2 separate regions of the Homo sapiens genome follow, and region 1 is linked to region 2. A link is an interaction called in ENCODE POLR2A ChIA-PET data of the cell type or tissue named here. Cell type or tissue: PC-9. All regions are shown on one strand. Each heading gives the region's core, and the rest is flanking DNA. Links, peaks and the distances in the headings are about the cores only.

Region 1 (5,390 bases), core at 332-5,331, 130 kb after region 2:
AATTATTACTTGGGCCTTTCCAATTCTTTGAGCTGGTTGTGCTCTGAACGTACCTCTAAATCTACCTTCTGGTGATTGATGAATACTCTCATCCATCATATTAGAACAATTTCTCAAGTTCTCAACATTTTTTAATTAAGAAAAAATTTAAATTTGTTCCCATTGTGTTCATGTGACTGTATTTCTTAGCTGTAGAAGTCCTCTGATGAAATAAAAAACGTCTCTTTCAAACAAGGATAGAGGGAAGACATTTTGATTCCTGAAGAAAGTCTGTGATCTAACCACAAATCCGAATAGCATTAACATTCTTGACTTTCCTCACCACTTATTTAATTTCTAAAATAATCTTTGCTTGTTCCTTTAGAACGAGTACTAGTTATAAAAAAACCAGAGAACACATTGGTTCAACAACCAATTTCAAAGAAGAACAAACATAATTCTCAAAATAAAAATGGACACTAGTAAACCTCACTTCAGATATTCTGAAAAAAATAGTTTAAAATTAAGTTATGAATTTTAGAAAAGAAAGACATAAGTTCAATATTCTAGTAAAATGAAAGTAAATACCTTATGTTACTTCTTGAAATATATATAATTCAAATTTCAAATTGTGATGTGACGTGTGACCAAGTAAAGGGGTTTTTTCATCATTGTTTTGTTTGCTTTTTGTTTTCTTCCCCTAGTAGTACATGTCCCCACAATGTCAATGTAGGAAGTGGGAATATTTCCAAGGTTATCCCACAAGCACTTATTTGGCCCTTAAGCTAACTTAATCATCCAGAGTCACTATGAACCTGAGCATGGCTTGACTTGGAAACTCTGTGCCTTACTTAATGGACAGATCAGTAGGTGGTAAAGAGGAAAACACTGATCTCAAGGAGAGTCCCATGCCAGCATCAGGGAGGCTCTGAGTCAGGGAAACTGAGGGCCTCAGGAATGAAAGACAAGGGCTGCCTCTGTCAACAGCTCCACTGATTATAGTGGAAATAACCTAGTTTCCCCATCACTCCTGCTGAATTGCTCTATAATTATTTCCAGTTTTACATATTGAGAAATGCAAAACAACAAAAGCCTTTATTCAATCAATAGCTTCATCGTGTGTGGTTAATTCTGATTTTGCATCCGTTAGATTTCATGTTGTGCATTAGATTCCAATTAAAATCTCTCTTTGATGTAACTGTATGCATATCAATGAACATAGGTAAGCATAAGGTGCAAAAAGCTTAAAAATTAGAAATGACAGCTTCCATAGTCTCAGTAATTTTAGTAAGAAAAAAATCATCAATTATATATTTAGCTAGAGAAGTCATTTGTCAACTTTTTGAACTCCATTCAAATGAGCTGGCCATTTATTCATTTACTCAATCATTCATTTATCAGTTCTTTAATTCACTGAGCTTCTAGTGTGTGTCTGGTAGACATGGGCACTGAAGATGAATTTTCATCTGTGATTTTATCGTAAGGTATGCAAGTGAACACATACAATGCAGTAAGTACTCCATCATAAAGAGCACCCAGCAAAGAGGATGCACAGCTTCCTCAGACAAAGAAAAGATGTGGCTAGAGATCATTCCTAAGGGAGAGTTAATGACTGGAGATGTGGAAGAATATTTCAGCCAAAGAATAGCCATGATGTGGCAAAAGTCAAGCCTAGAGCCTGTGGTAAAAATCCAGGAAAGGAAGCTGAATGGTTAGGCAAAAGCCAGACAATAAGGACTTTGTGGGAAAAGGATAAGGAGTCTGAATTTAAGTCAGAAATAGAAATATCACTGGCTGTGATTAATTTATGTGCTAGACATCATGTTGTAATTTTATCTTCTCTGATGGTCACAGCAACTCTCTGACGATCTCTAAAAAACATTTTTTTTTTAGAGAAGTAAACCAAGTGACGGCTGGGTACAGTGGCTCATGCCTGTAATCCCAGCACTTTGGGAGGCCAAGATGGGCAGATCATGAGGTCAGCAGTTCGAGACCAGCCTGGCCAACATGGTGAAACCCCATCTCTACTGAAAGTACAAAAATTAGCCAGATGTGGTGGCGGGGGCCTGTAATTCCAGCTACGTGGGAAGCTGAGACAGGAGAATCGCTTGAACCCGGGAGGCGGAGATTGCAGTGAGCCGAGACAGTTCCATTGCACTCCAGCCTGTGCAACAGAGAGAGACTTCATCTCAAAAAAAAGGAAGTGAACCAAGTGACTTACTCCAATTCACTCCATTTTTTCTGAAGCCAATAAAGGATTCACATCTAAATCTTACATAAGTTCTTGCTGTAATAACTGTTTGAGTCCATTTAGGCAACAAAACAAAACACCATAGACTGGGTGACTTATGAAGGAGGGACATTGATCTCTCACAGTTCTGGAAGCTGACACTCTGATATCAAGGTATCAGCAGATTGCTGTCCGATGAGTGGTTACTTCCTGATTCATAAATGGGGACTTCTGGTTGTGCCTTTGTAGGGTAGAAGAAGTAGGGGAACTCTCTAGGGCCTCTTTTTTTTTTTTTTGAGGGAGTCTCACTCAGTTGCCCAGGCTGGAGTGCAATGGCGCAATCTCGGCTCACTGCATCTAGGGTCTCTTTTATAAAAACACTAATACAATTTGTGAGGCTCCACTCTCATGTCCTAATCACCTCCCACAAACCTACTTCCTAATATATCCCCCTTGGGGTTTAGGATTTTAACATATAAATTATTGGAGGATAAAAACATTCAGTCCATAGAAGTCACCAAACTGGTTCTACTCACAGTGTAACTGCAAGGCCAGTGCCAGACTGTCATGAAATAACTACTAGCCTTGAGAATCTAGGAGAATTTATGTTGGAAACTTAGCAATCTGACCTTGCTGTGATGTTCAGGTGCACAATCAATGAACATGACTCATCAGATTACAGACAGATTTTAGTGCTGTGGAACTCAAATGGGCAGTCTCCAATGGCATGAGCTGTGTCAGGCAGACAAGAACGTCATACCAGTCTGATAATTAATTAAAAAACAAAAACAAAATCAACTGGTTCTTCACTAAAGTGAATTTGAGAAACACTTTCTTAGCACTGGAAGTAATTGCTAGAGATGGAGTGAGATTATCATCAGTGTTCTAGAAAAAGATCCCTGGAACCGCTAGGCACTGGTTTGAAGAGAGATGCAAAGGATAGGTCGGGCTCTCAGGTGGAACTATTATAGACAGCACAAGTCTCCCAGAAGGTGAGAGGTGATGGAGCCAGGAACACCACAGTACACATAAGGTGAAACAAAAACATTAATTACCAAGAAGGAAACAAGGAGAAGAATCGGTGCTTTTCTGACAAATTGCATATGTAAGGTAAAAGAGCAATGAGGATCATAACATTTCTGATTTGGAAAACTAGAATGCCAATGATGTCTAGAAAATGGAAGAAGAAATATAAGATGAAAATGAGCACTTTGGGGAACAAGGCTGTGAGGATCGTAATGGGAATGGTGGTTTATTTTGTTCATATCCCAATGGGAGCCAGACAACTAATGAGCTATGGCTATGAAATCAAACCGGATGGGTTAGAATCTGGCTTCTGCCATTCACCCACTAGATGGCCTTAGGCAAATTATTTCTCTTCAGTCTTTGTTTCTTCATTTGTAAAATAGAGATAGAGTGAAGAAAAAATTATTTTACGACGTATTTTTTTCTTACTTGCTAATTTAATAATATTCCCTGAATTTCCATTTTTGTTTGTTTTGTTGCAGTGTATTCTGGTTTATTTGTGTTTGTAGTTTGTTACGTTTATCTATTCTGATCAAATGGTCATCTCTCTGAATTCTTAATAATTAGTTCAGATTTCCATACTTTCACTCAATCAAAGAGGATACCCCTAAATAGAACTTAATACCTAAATATCTGAGACATGCTGGAAGAAAGCTGGAAAAGCAATGTTCTTAAAAAAGTGGGAGATGTTGGATTTCATTTGAAAGGGTATGAACTAACACTTTTTCTTGAGACTATGCTTAAACTGTATTTAAAAACAAATTGGTTTGAAAATACTTAAGAGGAAAATGACTTTTTACCCTCTTATAACAGAAATAGCATGGTTTATGGAGAAATAATGGTTTAGTATCATCTAGGGATTTTGTATAAACAGACCTGGTAAGATGTACGTGGCAAGACACTTCCAGTTTGTCCATTATAGAAGCTTAGGCAAAGTGAAATACTTTCACCACAAACATCTAGAAATCAAGAATAAGATATACTACCACAATTTTACATGAATATCTGATCTTGCAAGGAAGGAAAAGAAATCTCTAGATGCAAAAAAAAAAAAAAAAGGAATTAAAGACAAGACAGTAAACTAATGCTGAGGTTCTTTTGAGAAGAAACAGAGACAGGGAGTATGAATCATGAGCCAGGCTTGGGATTACTGGAGAGAGGATGTTCACACTGGGCCAATGTAATGTGAAGGGTTTGGAAGGATGCCTTTTCTAAAGGCAGAAACTGCCAGGGGCTATATTCCATGACTTTGAAAAATTTGGGTCATTGGTACAGGCAGATAGCAAAAAAGTAAAGTAATATGTCTGTTTTACCTGAACATTTGTAATGGGTGATTGGCAGCTATCAAAACATTCAATTGTGTGATCCTGTACATAATGTTTGGAATTAAAAACAATAGTATAAGAGATTATTAAAGGAAATTAAGGAAAATTAAAGAAGATATAAATAAAGTAGAAAAGCATTCCATGTTCATGTATCAGCATATTTAATATTGTTTAGATGGCAATTCTTTCTAAACGAATCTACAGATTGAACACAACCTCTACCGAATTCCTGATGACTTGTTGTGGGGTTTTTTTTGCAATGATTTCCAAACTGTTTCTAAAATTCACATGGAAAAACACAGGACGCAGAGTAGCCAAAACAATCTTTAAAAAGAAGAACAAATTTGGAGGACTCACAATTCCTAGTCCTAAAACTTGTTACAAAGCTATAGTAGTTAGGAAAGTGGTACTAGAGGGGGCAGACTTTTGTTTGTTTTGTTTCATTTAATATGCAACACAAAGTTATAAAAAAGAGAGTGGCACTAGAATAAGAATAATTGCATCATCAGTGGGATAGAATTAAGGGTTCAGGAAAAAAAATCTCTTGCATTTATGATGAACTGACTTTCAACAAAGGTGACAAGGAAAATAAAAGGGGAAAGAATAATCTTTTCAGCAAATAGTGTTGGGGCAACTGAATATGCACGTGCAAAAGAATAAAATAGGACACCTTCGCTACATCATTGTAAAAATTACTCAAACATATCAAAGACAAAAATGTAAGATCTAAAACTATAGAATGTTTAGAGGAAATAATAGGAGTAAATCTTCATAACCTTGGTTTAGACATTGATTTTTAAATATATGATAGCAAAAGCACAAGGAATAAA
Region 2 (5,390 bases), core at 73-5,072:
CAGACCATTCTGTTGCCAAGAAGTCAATGCTGCTAGCAAGTCACCTCTTGTGAGTGTAACATCTGTCTGTGTGATAATCACACAGTCCTGGCTTAACTTCCCAGGCCCCGCTGAGTAGTTTGTTTTGTATCATAGAGGACTTCAGAATAGGAAAGAAATTCAATAGCAACAAATAAACACATTAAAGCATGTTTTCTGTGAAAATGTCCACTAAATGCATCTATTCTTCAGAATAAAAATATTTACTGTTTCTCCTAGGTGATTTCCATGGGACCCAGAATTATTCAGTTCAGATAACTACTTCTTAGGCTACCACAGTCAAAAACTCAAGTGTCGACAGGCAAAGACTAGTAGGAAAGGCCTGAGTAAAAGCTGTAATATAGGACAAATGTATAGGGAGAAAGACCTGCTATCTGACTTACCAGTAACTCGGGGTCTGCAACGTACCTGGAGAAAAAGTGAAAACTTTAGTCAAATGCCTAGAGGAAGTTGGCATCGGCATGTGGATGGGGAGGTAAGTTTTGCATCCTGCAGATTCACACACTTTGTCGGGATCAGGCTTGTTTTCCAAAGACAGCTGTGTCCAACGGTTGGGAGGCCACAGCCTGGAGTCAGGCCAGTCCATGGCAAATTTCCTGAGAGTAGGTAAAATTGGCTAAATCATAGAGAAAGTGTTGTCTCATCAGCCTCTAGAAGGTTCCTCATTCTCATTTTGCAGGTAATGAGACTAAGTGATGCTATTACAGTCTCTTCACCTTAGTTTTCTTATCTATAATTCTTTTAATAACTAAAAATAATAAAATAAATAATTTTAAAATAATTAGTTTTCTTCTTACCTGTAGCCTAGCCCCTTGCTTTCATCAGTGGTGATGTGGATGTCATCCTGCCTCCTAGTGCAGTGGTTCTGATTTGAATCCACACTTCATACACTCTGCACAGGGATGTCATGCCTCAGGCTTCCACTTCCTCCCTGGACTGAGCCAGTCATTATGGTACAGCCTGTGGTCACAGATCATTCCACGCCAGACTGAGCCCTGAGAGAGAGATTGGACTGGCCGCATCTCCAACTCTAATCTGAAAAGGGTGTTTGTCAAAAGAAAATAGGAAAAGATGAGCAAAAGTCAGCAGCTAGACATAAAGTCAGTTAATGAAAGACAATAAAAAGGGATATTTGGTAAAATTAATAGATTAGAAGAAAACAAATTCCCTCAAAAATCTTCCACCTTAAGATGGGAGGGAGTCTGCCATGGCCCACCTGCATGCCTGCACGTCTTGCTGAATGAGCCCAAATCACAAGCGCTTGTCTGTTTCCCTTACCTGGACCACTTCACAGAGTTGTTTCTGTAGCTGGCAGTTTTGAGCACTGAGCGATCACCAAGCTGTACTGCATCCCTTGGCCAGGTGCTGCACCTAGTTTCCTCAGAACCAAGAAGACATGTTCACCACTTACTGTCAAAGCAGCAGCTTCCCTAAGCTCAGGGTTCCCAGCTGCAGGGGAACCCCCTGCGGGAGGGACATCCACCTGAGACCCACATTTCCCACAGGGTATGTGGGAACGGGGGCCCATGTGAACACGCTGTGAGGAAGAAAGTTCTGTGTCTCTGACCCAGAAAGCTTACAGTTTGTGTCAGCATCAGTGAACTGTAGCTGATAACTTGTGAGCTTGTGGAGTTACTCTGAGGAAAGCTCTGCTTCTCTCTCTCCTCCACGCCACAAATGTTAATAGGAAAAAAGTCCCATAATTTTGGTGATGAGAATAGGATGCTGACAGAGACATAGCTTTCTGGAAGGTGAAGAACAAAAGATCTGCAGGACAGTTAATGGGATTTGAGAGAAGTCCAGGGAAATGATAGGAGACATCTTGGCCAAATCATATGATTCATTGGGCATTAAAGGGTTTAGCTATCCTCCATATCATTAAGGAGGGTAAAAATTCCACAACCCAACTCTCTCATTTTACCAATGAATTAACTGAAAGTATAAAAAAAGCTTTACCTATTTCACTTCTATTTAAGAGTGTAGCATTTTCATTGCAAAATCTACTTACATTTGAAATGTGATACATATATGTAATAAAACATTTCTTTTAAGTAATTATTGGATTAAAGAACAACAACATTTATTGCTTCTATTTATACTATGTTCTCCTCTATTATTTTTTCCTTTTTAGATATCAATTATATCATATTTATGTTTTGGAAAATACAGGAAAGCAAAAACAGAAAAATAAAATTACCCCAAATACCATCAATCCTTAAAATTATACAGATTAGCTGTTGAAAGCTCTTTCTCTATACTTCTGTATTCTACTCCCAAGTGTAAGTTTCTATTAATAGTTGGATACATATACTTCTAGATACTCTCTCTTCCTCTGTCCTTTTCTCTTTTTCCTTGTCTTTGTCTCTGTCTTTCTCCTTCTTCATTTATGTTTACTTGAAAATAGTAAGATATTTTATTATTTAAGTTACCTTTTAAAATTAGTGACAGATTATGTGCAACCTTCTCTAAGTATCTGTAGATTGAATCTTTCATTTAGTGGCTGCATGTTATTTCATTTAACTAATGACATGTATCTGAGTTTATCACACTGCTAGTGTCAGTTGAAAAATCTATTGCAATAGGTAAAGAATGGAACTAATTTCTGTTAATAGTAAAAATGTATATTTTTTAATGTATTTAATGAATCATTTACATGTTTTTCCTATGAAATGCTAATTTACTTTATTTCTATTTTCAATTGAGTTTTGTACCAGTCAAGACAGGTTAGAATATGCTGCTGCTGCAGTAACCAACGATTACAAATTCACTGTGGGTTAATGTAATATTTTGTTTTTTTATTAATATCTATTCATATTTCATTGTCCAAAGTAACTTGCACATCCATACCTATATATAAAAAGTGAAAAACAAAGGAAGTCCTACTTAAAACCCGGAAAATTGAAAATAGAAAAGGTGAAATGACAAATGATTATCACAGGATTTTTGCCTTTTTAGTCTGATTTTAGATACATGAATTTTTAATATGCATTGTACATGTGTGCCTGTGTGTGCACATTGTGTGTATATCTATGTATACTCAATTGCAAAAATTGTCTGTCCCTTATCTTTTAACTTGCTTTATATTGGTACTGTTTATCTTTTTACAACTTAAAAGTTTTTACCTCCTAATTCCTGTTTAGGAAGGCTGCTGCATTCATAAGCTTTCAAATGGTTCTCTTACATGTTCTTTAATTTTTAGTTGAGCTTATGTACTTTGTCTAATGAAATACGTTGTTGCAATCCTATGTCATGAAGAAAAAGTAACTTTTATTCATATGTATAGTAAAAACGTTGCAACTTATTTATTCAATAGTTCATTCCATTTTACCTGATTTGGAATACCACCTTTATTCTATACTTATTCCTATATTGCTGCACCTGTTTCTGGATTCCCTGTATTGTTGCTTCTGTGTCAAAATATAGTGATATAACTTTCTGCATCAAAAACATAATGACTTTACAGTAAGTGCTAATATCTGGTCTGGCAAGTATCCTTTCATAATTATTTATTTTCACTCAGTTAGTTTTGCACATTAATTATTCAGTTGAACTTCAAATTAAGTCACTTAATTTAAAAGATGAATGCTTTTGGAACTTGGAATAAATCAAACTTATTTATAAGTTGGAAAATTACCAATTTGTGAGACATATCATCCTATTCAAGGAGGCATTTTTATTTACTTGGGTTTGCCACACCCTTTAACAATATAGATATAGATACAGATGTATAGATTCCACATAATAGATTTACCTGAGAAATGTTATTCCTAAGGTGATCAGCCTTTGGCAGTTCAAGCCATTGTTTTCAGTCCTTTGTGCAGGAACAGAGAGGCAGAAGGGCTAAACAGAGAGAAACCTCATGCTTGAGAAGCCGTGCTCTGAAAGAATGCTAAATAATGTCAGCATGGGATCCTGAGATTGTGATTCCTGCCATCAATAGAAAGGATCTGTGAGGCTGATGTCAGGCTCAGCGGAGGGATCTGTGGGCCTCAGAAACAGGGAGCATGGCTCAGGGTGAACGTGGGTAGATTTATGGGCAGTTAGAATGGGTCTAAGATTTATGAGTCTTTAGAATGGAAATGATGCACATGGTCTTTGAGATGGGGGCATAAATAGGAAATAAAAGCCTCACAACCCGTAGGTGCCAGACCAGCAAAAGAGAGACAGTTTATAGGTGAGGAAGAGAATATCACTGACACAATATCACTGACACTGCAGACTATTTCATATAAGACATCATAACTGGGTTTCAGGGACATCGGCTTGGCTGATAAGGAGGACAGGAAGAAGCCAGGAGGAGAGTTTGTCATTGAAAAGTTACTGCTGCCCTTTGGTTGGGGGAGCTTCTGAGGTGCTAGAAGACAGGAAGGGCTGAGAGGTGCTGCAGAGGTCAAGGGCCACACATTGGAGGAGCTTGGGACCCCCCACGAGGGGGCACATGGACACTAGCAGTAGGGCAGCCTGGACAGCAGCAGCAGCAGCCAAGTCAAGGGAAGGCCTGAGCCCTGAAAGGACCTTGGGGAGGTAGAGACAGAACAGGTGGAGGGAGGTGCAGGAGTGCAAAAGGGCATCCTCAGGCAGGAGGCAGAGGGCACAGGAAGTGCCCTTCCTGGTCCAGGGCATGCTGGTGGATGTGAAGTTCACAAAACAGTTTGCCATCATCTTACAAAGGGACAGTCACAACTCTGCACGGTTTTCTTGTGAGCAACTTAAACCTGCACTTCAACATTTGAAATTAAGTTTCAAAGCAAGTGAGTCGTCAGAATTGGGACCAGAAACCAACTTGCTTGTCCATGACTTGCATGTTGATGCTTTTAGAAAAACACATTAGCACGAGGTAGATAGCACTTTTCATCCTTCAAATCTATATACATAAGTAAAATGTTAGTCCATACAATTGTTTGATTGCTGGGTTTTTTAAATTTCCTTCTTTTTCTTTGGAGACAGTGTCTCACTCTGTCACCCAGGCTGCAGTGTAGTGATGCGATCATGGCTTACTGCAGCCTCCAACTCCTGGGCTTAGATAATACTTCCATCTCAGCCTCCTGATTATCTGGGACTACAGGTGGCTGTCAACATGCCCGGCTAATTTTTGTAGTTTTTTGTACAAGATGGGGTTTTGCAGTGTTGCCCAGGCTGGTCTCTAACTCCTGGGCTTAAGTGATCAGCCCACCTCGGCCTCCCAAAATGCTGGGATTACAGGCATGAGCTACCACGCCCAGCCTTGTGTACTGTTGTTAAGAGGGCAGTTGAATTCATGCCTGCATCAGCAGTGAGATTCTTCCCATTAGTCACTAAATTTACAATCAGGAGAGTAATAAGGCTCCAGTTTGAATTATACTGTGTCCCTA

The links. ChIA-PET counts read pairs that join two places held together with the same protein. Peaks named below come from ENCODE experiments on the same cell type or tissue, not always from the same donor. Only the 100,000 strongest peaks of a DNase experiment are listed, where the experiment ranks them.
Region 1: POLR2A ChIA-PET joins it to region 2 with 6 read pairs; 2 of 35 experiments call an interaction of 5 or more read pairs at or near these places.

Annotation. Positions count from the first base shown.
Region 1 is chr7:46,489,848-46,495,237 of GRCh38, forward strand. No RefSeq gene overlaps it. Among named protein-coding and RNA genes, the nearest start is that of IGFBP3, 570 kb to the left of the region's middle. In PC-9, for the core only: no CTCF peak of the experiment used is centred there; a DNase peak (open chromatin) is centred at 2,804; H3K27ac peaks cover 1,005 bases.
Region 2 is chr7:46,356,520-46,361,909 of GRCh38, forward strand. No RefSeq gene overlaps it. Among named protein-coding and RNA genes, the nearest start is that of IGFBP3, 440 kb to the left of the region's middle. In PC-9, for the core only: no CTCF peak of the experiment used is centred there; no DNase peak of the experiment used is centred there.